Regions from separate parts of the Homo sapiens genome. Here region 2 is linked to region 1. Evidence: chromatin contacts called from ENCODE Hi-C data. All regions are on one chromosome and are shown on one strand. The core of a region is the stretch at or near the end of the contact, and the rest is flanking DNA. Distances in the headings are between cores, read along the strand shown.

Region 1 (6,544 bases), core at 2,339-4,838:
CTGACAAGAATGAAATTCCACATACAACATAACTGTAAATTGTTGGTAGGTAGAAGTTAATATTTGTGGTTCATGTATATTTTGACCAGAGTATATTTAAGTATATAATTTCAGCTTCCTTGATTTAGAAATATGATATAATAAAGAAAAACTCCATTTATCATCTGTTACAATGTACTTATGTTTTTTAACCTCTGGGAAAACTCAGTGGAAAAAAAAAAAACTAAGTATCTGTGCACCTTTCTTTCTAACAATGTACCGGCTAGGTGCGGTGGCTCACACCTGTAATCCTAGCCCTGTGGGAGGCTGAGGTGGGTGGATCACCTGAGGTCAGGAGTTCAAGACCAGCCTGCCAACATGGTGAAACCCCGTCTCTACTAAAAACACAAAAATTAGCTGGGCGTGGTGGCGGGCACCTGTAGTCCCACCTACTCGGGATGCTGAGGCACGAGAATCGCTTGAGCCTGGGAGGTGGAGGTTGCAATGAGCCGAGAACATGCCACTGAACTACCAGTCTGGGCAAAAGAGTGAGACTCTGTCTCAAAAAAAACCCCACCAAAACAACAACAAAAAAAGTACCTAGAAATATAAAATATAGTGCCTGGCCACATTTAAATTGTCAAACATTGTGATTTTTATCTCGACTACATGAGTCTTGATTTCATCTAAAAACCAACCACTTGAATAAAACATGATAGATACAATAAAAGCCAAAGCAACTGCCATTTATCAGTTGCTAACACTTGATTTGGTTAGAATCCTACTACTGTTAGAATTCAATTAATATTAAATATTGTATCCATATGACATGATTAGGCAGGGGCTTGTGCTAGATTGTTGACACTCTGTTATCTTTAAAACAACAAAAGAAAACTGCTAAAGAGTGCTATGAGTAGTATATAAGGTTTTTTTAGGGAATGTATAAATTGCTGTAGGTATTTACCTTGGCTGTACAAGAATTGTCCAAGAAATTCTTGTTTGAAAAATCAGAATTTTTGAACTCTTTTATTTATTGTAAATAAACTATTTACTGTAAATGCCAATAAATTATGATAAATTTAAAGGATTTTGGAAAATGATCATGTTGTCTTAAAAAGACAGCATAAGACATATATTAAATATATTAGGTGAATCAAGATCATAGACCAGTCAGAGTTAGTAGAGAAGTAGTGGGTGAAGTATAAAAACTTAGTGGGAGCTACCCTTAAACACAGTAGAGGAGATCAGGGTTAGGTTACTTGAGAGATTTAGCAAAGACCCCTAGGTAGGGGGCACAGCTTCAAGTACCATTTACTCACTCTGCAACCTCTATTCCTTCTTATTGGCTACTATGAACTAATGACACTATGAATGTGACCATAAGATAAATCTTCCCTCTGCATGTCTTGTTAGGGAGGTACATGTTTTCTTATTTAAGACTTTCATAGACATATATACAGAAAAGTGCACAAATGAGTATTTGGCTTAATGAGTTTTCAGTATTTCAGGTACACAGGAAACATGACCATGTAAACCTCTAGGCAGATTAAGAAACATTGCCACCATCTTAGTGTCTTTCATAATTAATATCGGAAGTGATAAACGGTCACTTCTGCCCTCTTCTGTAGGTAACACAGACCAACCGTGGTACAATATAGGAAGGCAGTGCATAAGGATGTGAATGCCAGGAGTGAATGCCATCTTGGAGGCTGGCTACCGCAGTCATGCATTGATCGTTTTCAAATACTACTGGTTCACTTATGCAGCCTGCACAAATATTGATGTATTTAAGCAAACAATGTAAATAAAAGTCACAACTGATAATCACTTATATCAGAAAATTCTGGAGATACTGGGAAGCTGCCAAGATCATTATGGTGAATACCATTTTTCCAAAATCATATTTTTTTTTTGCCTAAAATCTTGAATTTTATCATTGGCAACAAACTCAATTTTTTTTTCTTTCCTCCCTCCCTCCCTATTTCTCTTTTTTCCTTTCCTTTCCCCTTCCCCTTTCCCTTTCCTTGTTTTTCTTGAAGTTACAGATTCCCTTTGTTCATTTTCAAGAAAGGTTTGTCAAATACCCAAGTCCGAATAACCGGTTTGTCACTCATCTTAGTAAAATTTGTGTTCCAGGAAAAAAAAGTATTTACTTCAGTTTATAATGCCATCTCACAGTAGCTCTTCTTTGATACGTCATACTTCAATATGCAGCAGAAGTACTTTGTGAGGACTTCCAAGTTTTTACAAAGAATATTAAGTGTCGGAGTGGTTATAATAAAGTAACTTTTACAACTTCATCAGGGATATTCTCTGGTGACAGCGTTCATTTTTCCATTTTTTTTTTTTTTTTTGAGACCGTGCCTTGCTCTGTCATCCAGGCTGGAATGCAGTGGCATGACCTCGGCTCACTGCAGCCTCGACCTCCCAGGCTCAAGGGATCCTCCCACCCCAGCCTCCCGAGTAGTTGGGATTCAGGTGCGTGCCGCCAGGCCTGGCTAATTTTTGTATTTTTGGTAGAGATGGGGTTTCGCCATGTTGGCCAGGCTGGTCTCGAACTCCTGACCTCCCAAAGTGCTAAGATTACAGGCGTGAACCACCGCGCCCGGCCCATTTTTCTTACTGTGAGCGTGTGGTGGTGAAGAGCTCCAGTACGGTTTGGTGTCATTACTGTAATTCCTGTGGAGGGGCCAGCACCTTGACCTACCATTGCTTTTCCACCATCAGTGCAAATGTCAGCATTGTGCAAAGGGCAAATCACGTCTTCATATTAGTATGAAAATAATTTTGGCTTTGAAAGGGTGTCATTGACCCTCAGGACAATCGTTGGTCGACATCAGTGGTTCTCAACGGGGCAGGGTGGGAGGGATAGTTTTTCTTCCAGGGGAAATTTCACTGGGGAAACCATTGGCTGTCACAATCGACTGGTGGTGACATCCCGTGGACAGAGACCAGAGATGCTGCTAAGCACCCTACAATGCACAGAACACCCCGTCCCCCAACAAAGCATTATCCAGTTTGAAATGTTAATGGTGCTGAGGCTGAGAAAGTATGACTTCCAAAAATGAGTCTTTTGGGCAGGAGAGTTGGAGAAATTAACAATCTTGATTACCTTTATTACATGTGCTCGTTTATTTTCAAGACATGATGCACAGCTACGTTCTGGCTGTAATTCTGCCTTCTGGGTCCAACTCACTTGTAACTTTAACGTGAAGCCTGCAGTTCAGCCTCGAGCCTCCCTGACTAGCCTCCCCGCCCGGCCGCCTCGAGCCCTTTATAACCGAATTTTGCCTCTCTGTTCTCTGCGTCTGGCCGACCTCATCAGCTAGGCTATAAACCCCTTCGGGGAAGGAGCATATCCTAATCCTTTGAATCCCGTAAAATAAGTTTTCCCCTCACCTTGTTCCCCACTGACGGGACGCGAGGCTGCGCGGTACCGCGGGGGCGGCTCCTCTCGGTGCGCTCTTCAGCCCGCGCAGCCTCATTTTCCCGCGCTCGTGCGCTGCGGTCACTCAGGGCTGCTGCTAGAGGGCGCGCCCAGCCGCGTGGCCCTGACTACTACAAATCCCAGAAGGTCATGCAGTGGGGGCGGCCGCGGTGACTTCTGGGATTTGTGGTCCCGGAGAAGAGATTGGCGGAGGGGAAAGACTGAGTCGTCTTTCCTTTGCCCGCTTCTGTGGACTGTTCGAACGCCCAGGGGTGGGCCAAACCCGTTTCTTAGGAAACCAGGAATCCAGGGAAGGCAGGTAGGAATTTGGGCGTGATAATTTCTGCTTCCAGTGGGAAAGAATGTAAACACGGGGCCTTGGGAGCCGTTATCGGGTAACTGGGGCTGCCCGGTCGGCGGTGGAAGCTGAGGAAGAGGAGGAAAAAGAGGCGAGTGGGTGTTGTGATTAGGGGAGAAAGGACCTTCGGAATAGGAGTTGAAACCCGACGGGATCCGGCAGAGCCTGGTCGCTAGGGTTGGTCTCCAGGGACAAGCGAGTCTGAGGGTCGGGCCCGCCGTGGCACCTTCGCGGAGCTGCGCGGCCGCAACCTTCCCTGAGCGGTGGGACGGGCGGGACGAGCCGGCCGCTCCCCGCTGGAGAGGTGTCTGCGGCCCGGGGCGGTCCGTGAACGCGCAGGTGACGTCCGGGGCAGCCTTTCTGAGCGTTTTTATTATTGTTGACCGATGAAGGGAAAGTCACTAATACTGGTTTTTCTCTTGCGGTGGCGTTTTTGGGTAAATCGTTTCTTGGATTCCTCACCTCTGAATACCTCCTTTTACCCAGAAGGATGCTGTTGTGATTTCCTGATCTTGTTCATGTAGTGGTTTTTCCCTTTGGGTGCTGCATCCTCAGACACACTCAAGACAAGCCCTCTCTGGCGGCTGGGTAAATGTGAAGCCGTCGCCAGTTGTTGAGCGCCTACTATAGGGATCTTTGTAACAGTACAGGAATTTAGAATACAGCGTCGTTGTTTAGAATCGTTATGCCATTCCTGAAATATAATCCTATATAAAAGGTTGAATTTGTCTGGTTTCATGAGTTTAACATGAAACCGGTGTGGATTGTGGTTTACTCTCATGGTTTCTTACTCTGGTAAAAAAATGTTAAGTCTAGGATGTTGAAGCCTCGTGCTTCTAACTAGACTCAGGAAAGCCTCCTTCATAAGAAGTTTTAATTTCATGTTCAGATAGTCATAGAGGAACAATAAACTCGTTCGGCTTAAGATATCTGAAACAACTGGGAATGTTAAATTTTCTAATGCAGAAAGTGCTTTGCATGCTCTAGGATTCACATACCTTTTTAAGCCTGGCTAAGTTTTCTTCAAAGCTTAAGTCCTCCAGAAAGCCTCAAGTGTCTCTTCTCTGATGTCATGGCATCCTTTGTTTACTCTCTTGTAGCACATATCGTGTATGAAATTGACTGTACTCTGTGGTTTCCAGACACTTTTGAAGAAAATATAAAACTTTGCTAATGGCCTTGATAACAGATTCATGCTTTTACACAGTAGTGGGCCCTTGATACTACTGTTTGGTATCTCTATTTTTCCTTTGTTGCTTTTCCTTATCTCCACAGTGACTATTTTAGTCTTTTCCCTTTTTCTCAAGAACTCAGATCTGTTATTTTCCTTTTACTTTGAGCAGATGACTAGCCGCTGTTTGCTGGAGAAATGTGAAGCTTGGGGCATGAAATTCCTCATTTTCCTTTCCCTCCATCCCTGAACTTGCCTGTATGTTTCACTCAATATTAACTCCTTTTTTTGTCTGAGAGGACTGTATTTTTGTCTCCCTCTTTCAGGTTAAACTTGTCGATTGCTAGTGGCATCAGGCCTCCCACACCCTCATAACCTCAGTCTGTCCTGACCTCTGCAGCCCCTGATCTCTAGGTCTCAAGGGATCTGTGGAGGAGAATGGCTCAAACACCTGAGGCAATAGTGGCGTGGTTTTTTCACATATGGTTGAGAGCCACCACCTTGGGCCATAACTTATACTTGTCCCCAGCATTTATAACAGTGGTTTGGGTTGGAAGATGGGGAGGGTAATTGGAATCTGAATGACCTATTAATTTTAAAAGATGTGTGGGTCTGTTTCTCACTTTTTCCTTTCCTTCCCACCCTATCACAGCCCCTCATGTAATCTACAGATCTGATCAACGGTTTTTTTTTTTACTTTTTTTTCTTTTGATCAATGATTTTTATTGTAGTTTACCTCCAGTAAACACACTAGGTGTCCTTTAGTATGAGTAGGGTTCCCACAGTGCCTGGTGCCTCACCTTATGAATAAAGAAAGTTTCATTTGGAATCTTGAAACCGGAAAACGTGGTCATCATTCTTGTTACCATTAGGGATAATCATAAATACAAGACTTCTTTTTATCTTGTCTTACACTGATATCTTGTGAGTCTTTCCTAATGATCTGTATTTTCTCAGGTTGTCCTCACTGTGTGCCTTTTAACTTCTGTTCCATAGTATCCACACTTCTGTTTTCAGCCATCTTCCCCTACAATACTCATAGTCATCTTCAAACATGGGAAACTCATTCTCCTATAATATGATCGGCCTGGGGAGAGAGTTTGCATTGTCCTTATTCCCCAGCACAGTTTATAATCCATTAGTCCTCCAGGTTTTAAAAAAAATCTCAGTTCCTGTGGAAAGTTTGTGGTTCACTTATATTATCAGCCTGTATATTTCTTTCTTTCTTTCTTTCTTTCTTTTTTTTTTTGAGATGGAGTTTTGCTCGTGTCGCTCAGGCTGGAGTGCAATGGTGCAATCTCGGCTCACTGCAACTTCTACCTCCTAAGTTCAAGCGATTCTCCTGCCTTAGCCTCCCAAGTAGCTGGGATTACAGGCATGTGCCACCATGCCCAGGTACTTTTTGTATTTTTGTAGAGACGGGGTTTCACCATGTTGGCCAGGCTTGTCTTGAACTCCTGACCTCAGGTGATCCGCCTGCCTCTGCCTCCCAAAGTGCTGGGATTACAGGTGTGAGCCACCGCGCCCAGCCTGTATATTTCTTGATTGCTGTGATTTATTGGCACTCTCTCATATTCATTAAGAACTCAGACATACGACTCACAATTTT
Region 2 (6,544 bases), core at 2,014-4,513, 1.3 Mb after region 1:
GTTTGCATAACTGGACAGATGGCGTCCTACCACTGAGTTAGGAAATAATGTGAGGCATGGATCGTTCAGGGACTCATAAATTCAGTGAGACATATCAAATGAATGGTGGTGAATGACTAGGGCTCAGCAAAGAGAATCAGAAACAATCTGTTTGTCGTCATTCTTTCTCAGTTCAGATATGGTAAGTGAGCATCTATTTTAGCCAAGGTAATCATTGCTCCCTAAGGACACTAGTGAGTGTGCGTTCCTGAATCAAAGGGGAAAAAAAAAGCCAATGCAATGCTGGACGTATGATAAATTGTTTTAGGAGTCACCATAACTCCCAAGAGCAAAGACAAACGGTGACTCTATCTGGAACAGTCTGTGGTCTTAGCATCATTTCTTAGCATCATTTTTTTTTTTTTTTTGAGACGAAGTGTCACTCTGTCACCAGGCTGGAGTGCAGTGGCACGATCTCTGCTCACTGCAACCTCCGCCTCCTGGGTTCAAGTGATTCTCCTGCCTCAGCCTCCCGAGTAACTGGGACTACAGGCATGTGCCACCATGCCCAGCTAATTTTTGTATTTTTAGGAGAGGTGAGGGTTTCACCATGTTGGCCAGGATGGTCTCGATCTCTTGACCTCGTGATCTGCCTGCCTCAACCTTGCGAAGTGCTGGGATTACAGGCGTGAGCCACTGTGCCCGGCCAGCATCATTTCTTTTAAAGAAACCCATAGAGAGCTGGGAAATGACCATAGAAATGCAATTGAAACAATACATTTTTGAGTGTTAAAGAAGGTTCCCTAAAAGTTTACTCAAAAAACTGAAAGCTGAGGAAAGAAGAGATAAAATCCAAAGAACCACCAAAGGTTTAATTATAAATTGGACAGTGACATTGCCCTGAAGTTTGGAGAGGTAAGTTCAGAACAAATGATGGGAGATACAGACTGGGCAGGAAGGGTGGCATTATAACCCGGTGGTTTAGAGAAGGGCTTCTCAAAGTTTAATGTGTGTATGAATCACCTGAGAAAACTGTTGAAATGCAGATTATGGTTCAGTAGGTCCTGGTGGGGCTTGAAACTCAGGGTCTCTAACAAGCTGCCAGGTGATGCTGATGCTGAGCATAGGGAGAGTTTAGACTAGCCTGACTTGAGGAGGCAGAGAGCACTAAACCCTGGTTCTACCACTTACTAACTGTACTCTTGACCTTGACTGAGACACTTAATCTCGTTAGGCGTCAATTTCCTCATCTCTCACAGGTTTGTGGTGAAGATTAATGGAGATAATTACAGGCATATAAGAAGTACTTGCTAAATGCTAACTGCTAGTGCTATTAATGTTATTGAAGCCATCATTCCAGGAGGTAGTCAAGATGAAAAGCACTAAGTTGGAGATTTTAGGTAATTTCACAGTGGATGGATCCACAAGTATTACAGTTTTTAAGATACATTGGAATGATTGAGGCTGAGATATATTCTTATGCTGTGTGATTATTGAGTTTAACCCATTAAGTAAACCATATATTTTATGTTCACCATGTCTCATTAGTCCATTCAACAGCTGCCTGCCTAAATGCCAATGCCAATAAAGCTGAATTGTAGCAATTTCTGGACACAGAGGACTTAAACTGACATAGGCATCACCTCCATGTGAGAAAATTCCTTTGGCGGACTATCATCAAAATGTGTTTAAACTCAAATAATTGTGTGCCTCTATAATAATAGGACATTTTCCTTCCAATGAAATGGCTTTTTGTCCAACGGTAGAAATATATAAATTACCCGGATTAAAAAGCATGTGGAGACAAGAGGATACACTCAATTCCTGTCACTGAACATGCAGTGGATTTAGAGGGAGCCCGGACTGTGATGTACAGTGTGCCCTACAGGTCTTTCTGGACCTAAGGGGAAAAAATGTCCTTCAAAAATAACGTAGTTATTGACGTCAGTAAGTCTGAAGTAAAACAATTACGTGCTTTCAAGTCATTTTGTTGCAAACAGCTATGCATTGAGAGTCAGCTGAACGTCTGACATTATCCTAGAAGTTGTGCAAAGGCAAAAAGTTTAAGAGTCAGTTCCTAGCCCCAAGAAATATACAAATGATTTGTCAGGCAATGTATGCACACATGAAACATGGCAATGTTCAGGGCAGCATGTGATTGACTGCCAAAGTGTCTCGAGCAGGAAGTACCAAGGGAGGATGGAGATGGTAATAATCAGGGTTGGGTGGAGAATATCTGAGGAAACTGCACTTGATTTGGGCCTTGAAGAGTAATTGACTGGATTTAGATTTATCTAGAAAGGTCGTTCCCAGCAGAAGCAACAAGAACAACAAGCTTGGAGGTAAGAAGGGACATGGCATGATTTTGTGTCTGCAGAAAGTAATATAAAATTGGAAAATAATGTTCTTTCAGTATCGTAGGGCAGGAACATGGGGAGATTTTGACAATCAATTGAGGAGACTGGAACAGGAGAGGATAATGTATTAGAAGATTATGTATGCAAATATATGTATTTGTATATGTACATGTGTATTTATCAGCTGAGAAATATGGCATTAGATGATTATATATATATATATATATACACATATATATGCATACATATATATATTTGCAGCAGGTAGCACCTAAATTTTATAAACATTAAAGAACTTTGAAGTCAGAGTATGTGTTCACCCTATTCTTTTATCCAAAAACTCATATTTATCAAAACATAGCAGGATTCTTTTGACTAGGAACTTTCAGACGATGATGAAAGGGTTTTACTAACAATAATTCCATCCACACTCTCAAATAAGAATTGTATGCAATTTATCTTTCTAGTTATAAACAATGATTTACAAGAAACCATCAGTGTGTTCTACTAAGCAACTAGTCATAACACTTTATCTGTGTGGCTACGACCTATGGAAACAGATCTGATCCTGTCTGGTGCTCTTCTAATGTGGGCAGGATGATTGACATACTATGATGCCTAGTTGGGCTGGAATGTCCATATCTTACTTCAGGGTCCTTATTTCTAAGTCTAGGTCACTGCTCATGCCACTACTAGCTCAAAGCCTCACTTTTATAGATTGAGTTCTTCATAAAGTTCTGCTTCCCTCCAGTAGCCCCCTCAAATGCTGACCATAGCTTTACTGTGTCTATATGTGCCTTCTCCCTGGCAGCTGCGTTTCCTCTGAGAGAACAGCGGTCTTCTGTCTGCTGTGGCAAGCAAGTCACTTCTTCTTGTAGTGAGAACTGAAACCAGAACCATCATGTGCCACTTCCTGGACACCTCCTATTAAATATTAAAGTCCTCTCACCACAGAAGCCGGAGTTTAGTGGTTAGGGGCACAGGTTCTTAGATATGAACATCAGTTGCAACCTACCAACTGCATGCTCTTGGACAATTTACATTTCTGTGTATCAGCTTTCCTTTTTCTTTAGAATGAGATATTAATAGTAGCAACCCAGAATTGTCATGAAGCCTAACTAAGTTTTTATATATAAAGAGAGTTAGAAGAGGGCTTGGAATGTAACAATAACTCAATAAATATTGGCCTATTATGATTATTGTTTAATCTCTTTATGTACTAATATCATGTACATTACACATGTACATCAATAACTAGCTAATTAAAAGTCTCCAAAATAGATTCTAACATTTAGATTTTTATTATTATCATTTGACTAGTTATTTGAATATTTCTGTCCATATTTACTTATATGCATCTGTATGAAAGGCAATATCAACATGAAAGAGTACTGTTATCACGTAGGCTTAACCCTTCTAACTATGTGGGGAAAAAAATCTTGCTAAGAATTAGGAAACTACAGAAGTCTTTTAGCAACCCATGCAATTGACAAACTTGAAGGTTCAAAGTGGAATAAAATCTGATATTCTTAACTACTTTTGTGGCTATGTTCTTGCAAAACTTCTAAATTTATAAAAGGTGTCCATCAGTTAGTTGAGAAGTCTCTCAACCTGTACTCCAGGAAGAACTGAAACAATGTAAAGCCATGTAATTCTTATAGATGATCTTGTTATAAAGACAGAACTTTCGTATATGAAAAAACTAAAGGGCAACACAAAATTGAGCATATTATGGGAGGTCAGGAAGGAGTGAGCTCAATAGGCTTAAATTGTAGTGTGAAGGATGTGGCATAAATATCAGGAAACATTTATGAACAGTAAATGCTATTAAAATGGGGTCATTACAATCTTCTTCCCCAAGAGCTCTCAGCAAATGTGGATTTACATGTAATCCTGCTTTAGCTTGATAATTCATTGCATACCTTGGAGGCAAAGGGAGTGGATTTGATTATCTTGTTAAGGATCCTTTGGTCCTCTGGTGTTATAATCCTGAGAGAAACCTCTTGGTATTCCTCAATCTCATGTTTCTCAATGAAAAACAAGAGAATGGTATGTTAAACTGCATCTACAGCTCTGAGATCTTTATGCTAACTGTGTTATAAACAGCATGAACTCAATGAACTTATTACTACTAAGGGAAGTTGATGACTTGAAGGAAAATGAGAAATTCTGAAATTTAATGTTTAATTTTTTATTAATTTTAAATTCTTAATTTAAATCTTTAGGAATTAAATCTTTTCTAGCATTCCTTGATTTTGGAAACATTTACTTGTGACCAAAAGCATTCTACAATTTTTAAAAAACATGTTATCCTGTTTCAGTAAAGTTATTCTTAAAGATGAATGTTGACTAAGGAAGCAAAAACACAATTGTGAGACTGAATCAGGTATTTATTTTAAAAGTATTACAGTCATCTCTTCAGAAAAAAAATATAGCAGTAGGCACTTCTCCCCATCCCAACCCCATGATCCAACCTAACTTCTAAGGTCCCCATAAGAAATGTGTTACTATTGATCTCATGAATAACCCAGCTTGTATTTCTAGTTACAATGTACACAAACATGGAAGGGATTATTAAATGAATACTTTATACATCTTTTCTGATGTGATTTTATAGATAAAAAATTTCTCCCATTGTATTCATTTGACAATTATTTATTGAGCACATAAAATATGCCAGGTGCTGTGTTGGACATGACCTTGAGACAAAGATAAAAAATAAACAAACAAGAAACTATGCAGTGATGATGTATGCTGTGATGTAAATGGAATGATGGGATAAGATGTGTTTGAGCAAGAAGGGCTACTAAGTTGGGCAATATTCCCATCCTTGGCCTGATTCCATTCCAACTAATTTCTCTCCCATGTCTTGCTCTGCTCTGTACTGTGGTGGGGCTGACCCCCGCAGGCATTTCGCTGTCTCCTGTGTTAGCTGATTTAAGGCTGGATTTAATAAAGGAACCACTGATACGAGAATGGAGTACTGGTAGAAGGGAAAAGCTAGAGTACTTCTGCCCTCTCTCTCTGCCTTAGACGGCATCTTCAGCAGGGCTGCATACACCCCCTGGCTCTCACCAGATGTGTTTGATGTAATTCTAGCTTCTGCTGTGGTCCCTGAACTCCAGTAAACTCACCTCCACTTTTTGTCCCTCTGGACTAGGATTGGTAGTGACTTTCTGCTTTTATTAATCTCTTGGTTGTTTTACCACCCCCTGTTTGGCTTCTTAGCTCTTCAACCATGTTGATAACCAATACTATGTATTATATTTCCTGTGTTTTAAACACTTAAGCATTATTGCATTTTCCTGGGTGGACCCTGACTGAGACAAGGAATCAAGAAAGGGTTAGCTGAGGAAGTGAAATGTAAAATAAGAACTAGAGAATGAAAAGAATCCAGACATGCGAGTCTCAAGAAGGAGGATAGTCCCAGCTGATGAAAGTGAAATTCATAAAGGAAGAATAAACCTGAACTCTTCAAGGAGCATAAGGCAAGCCAGTGTGGCTGTGTCACCATATGAGAAGGGGAGAATAGTTAGAGCCGAATAGGAGAATAATTAGAGTGGTAGATGGTATAGGATCACATAGATTCCTATTCCAAGCATGAGGGAAATGGATGTACTTTGATTTGGATTATTTATTTATTTATTTATTTATTTATTTATTTATTTTTGAGACAGAGTCTTGCTCTGTCACCAGGCCGGAGTGCAGTGGCACAATCTTGGCTCACTGCAACCTCTGTCCTGGGTTCAAGCAATTCTTCTGCCTCAGCCTCCCGAGTAGCTGGGACTACAGGTGCACGCCACCACACCCAGCTAATTGTTGTATTTTTAGTAGAGGCAGGGTTTTACCACTTTGGCCAGGATGGTCTCGATCTCTTGACTTCCTGATCCACCCTCCTCTGCATCCCAAAGTGCTGGGATTACGCACATGAGCCACTGTGCCGGGCCATGATTTTGATTTTTTTTTTTTTTTAACAATTAATCTGGCTTCTTTCTGGATAATGGGTTAAATGTTAGGAGAGAAGATAGTTCAGGGTAGTAACAAGGAGATGGAGAAAAGTGAACTGATTCACAAAGAATTTTGTAGATAGAATTGGCCCAACTTACCCAGTGGTGTCAATGTCAAGGATGAAAGAGAAGAACTAAGGATGAATCCTAAATTTTCATCTGAACAACCAAGTGGATGATGACATCAACTGAGAGGGAAGA

What was found. A loop is a pair of places that touch in the nucleus more often than their neighbours do. Pooled maps may share reads with other maps.
Region 2: a pooled map shows a loop between it and region 1 (3-fold over the local background). The contact joins the enhancer-like site here to the promoter of TTC33 in region 1. A Hi-C loop is called at or near these places in 2 of 50 pooled maps.

Annotation. Positions count from the first base shown.
Region 1 is chr5:40,753,005-40,759,548 of GRCh38, reverse strand. TTC33 (tetratricopeptide repeat domain 33) reads left to right here and starts at 3,588. Exons shown (of 5, transcript NM_012382.3): 1 at 3,588-3,725. It overlaps PRKAA1 (protein kinase AMP-activated catalytic subunit alpha 1), which reads left to right. Exons shown (of 9, transcript NM_006251.6): 9 at 1-160. RefSeq lists an enhancer at 3,565-3,714.
Region 2 is chr5:39,457,855-39,464,398 of GRCh38, reverse strand. No RefSeq gene overlaps it. Among named protein-coding and RNA genes, the nearest start is that of DAB2, 36 kb to the right of the region's middle. Within about 2 kb of position 3,263, at least 5 of the 41 ENCODE cell types and tissues checked have a DNase peak (open chromatin) inside an H3K27ac peak, as active enhancers do.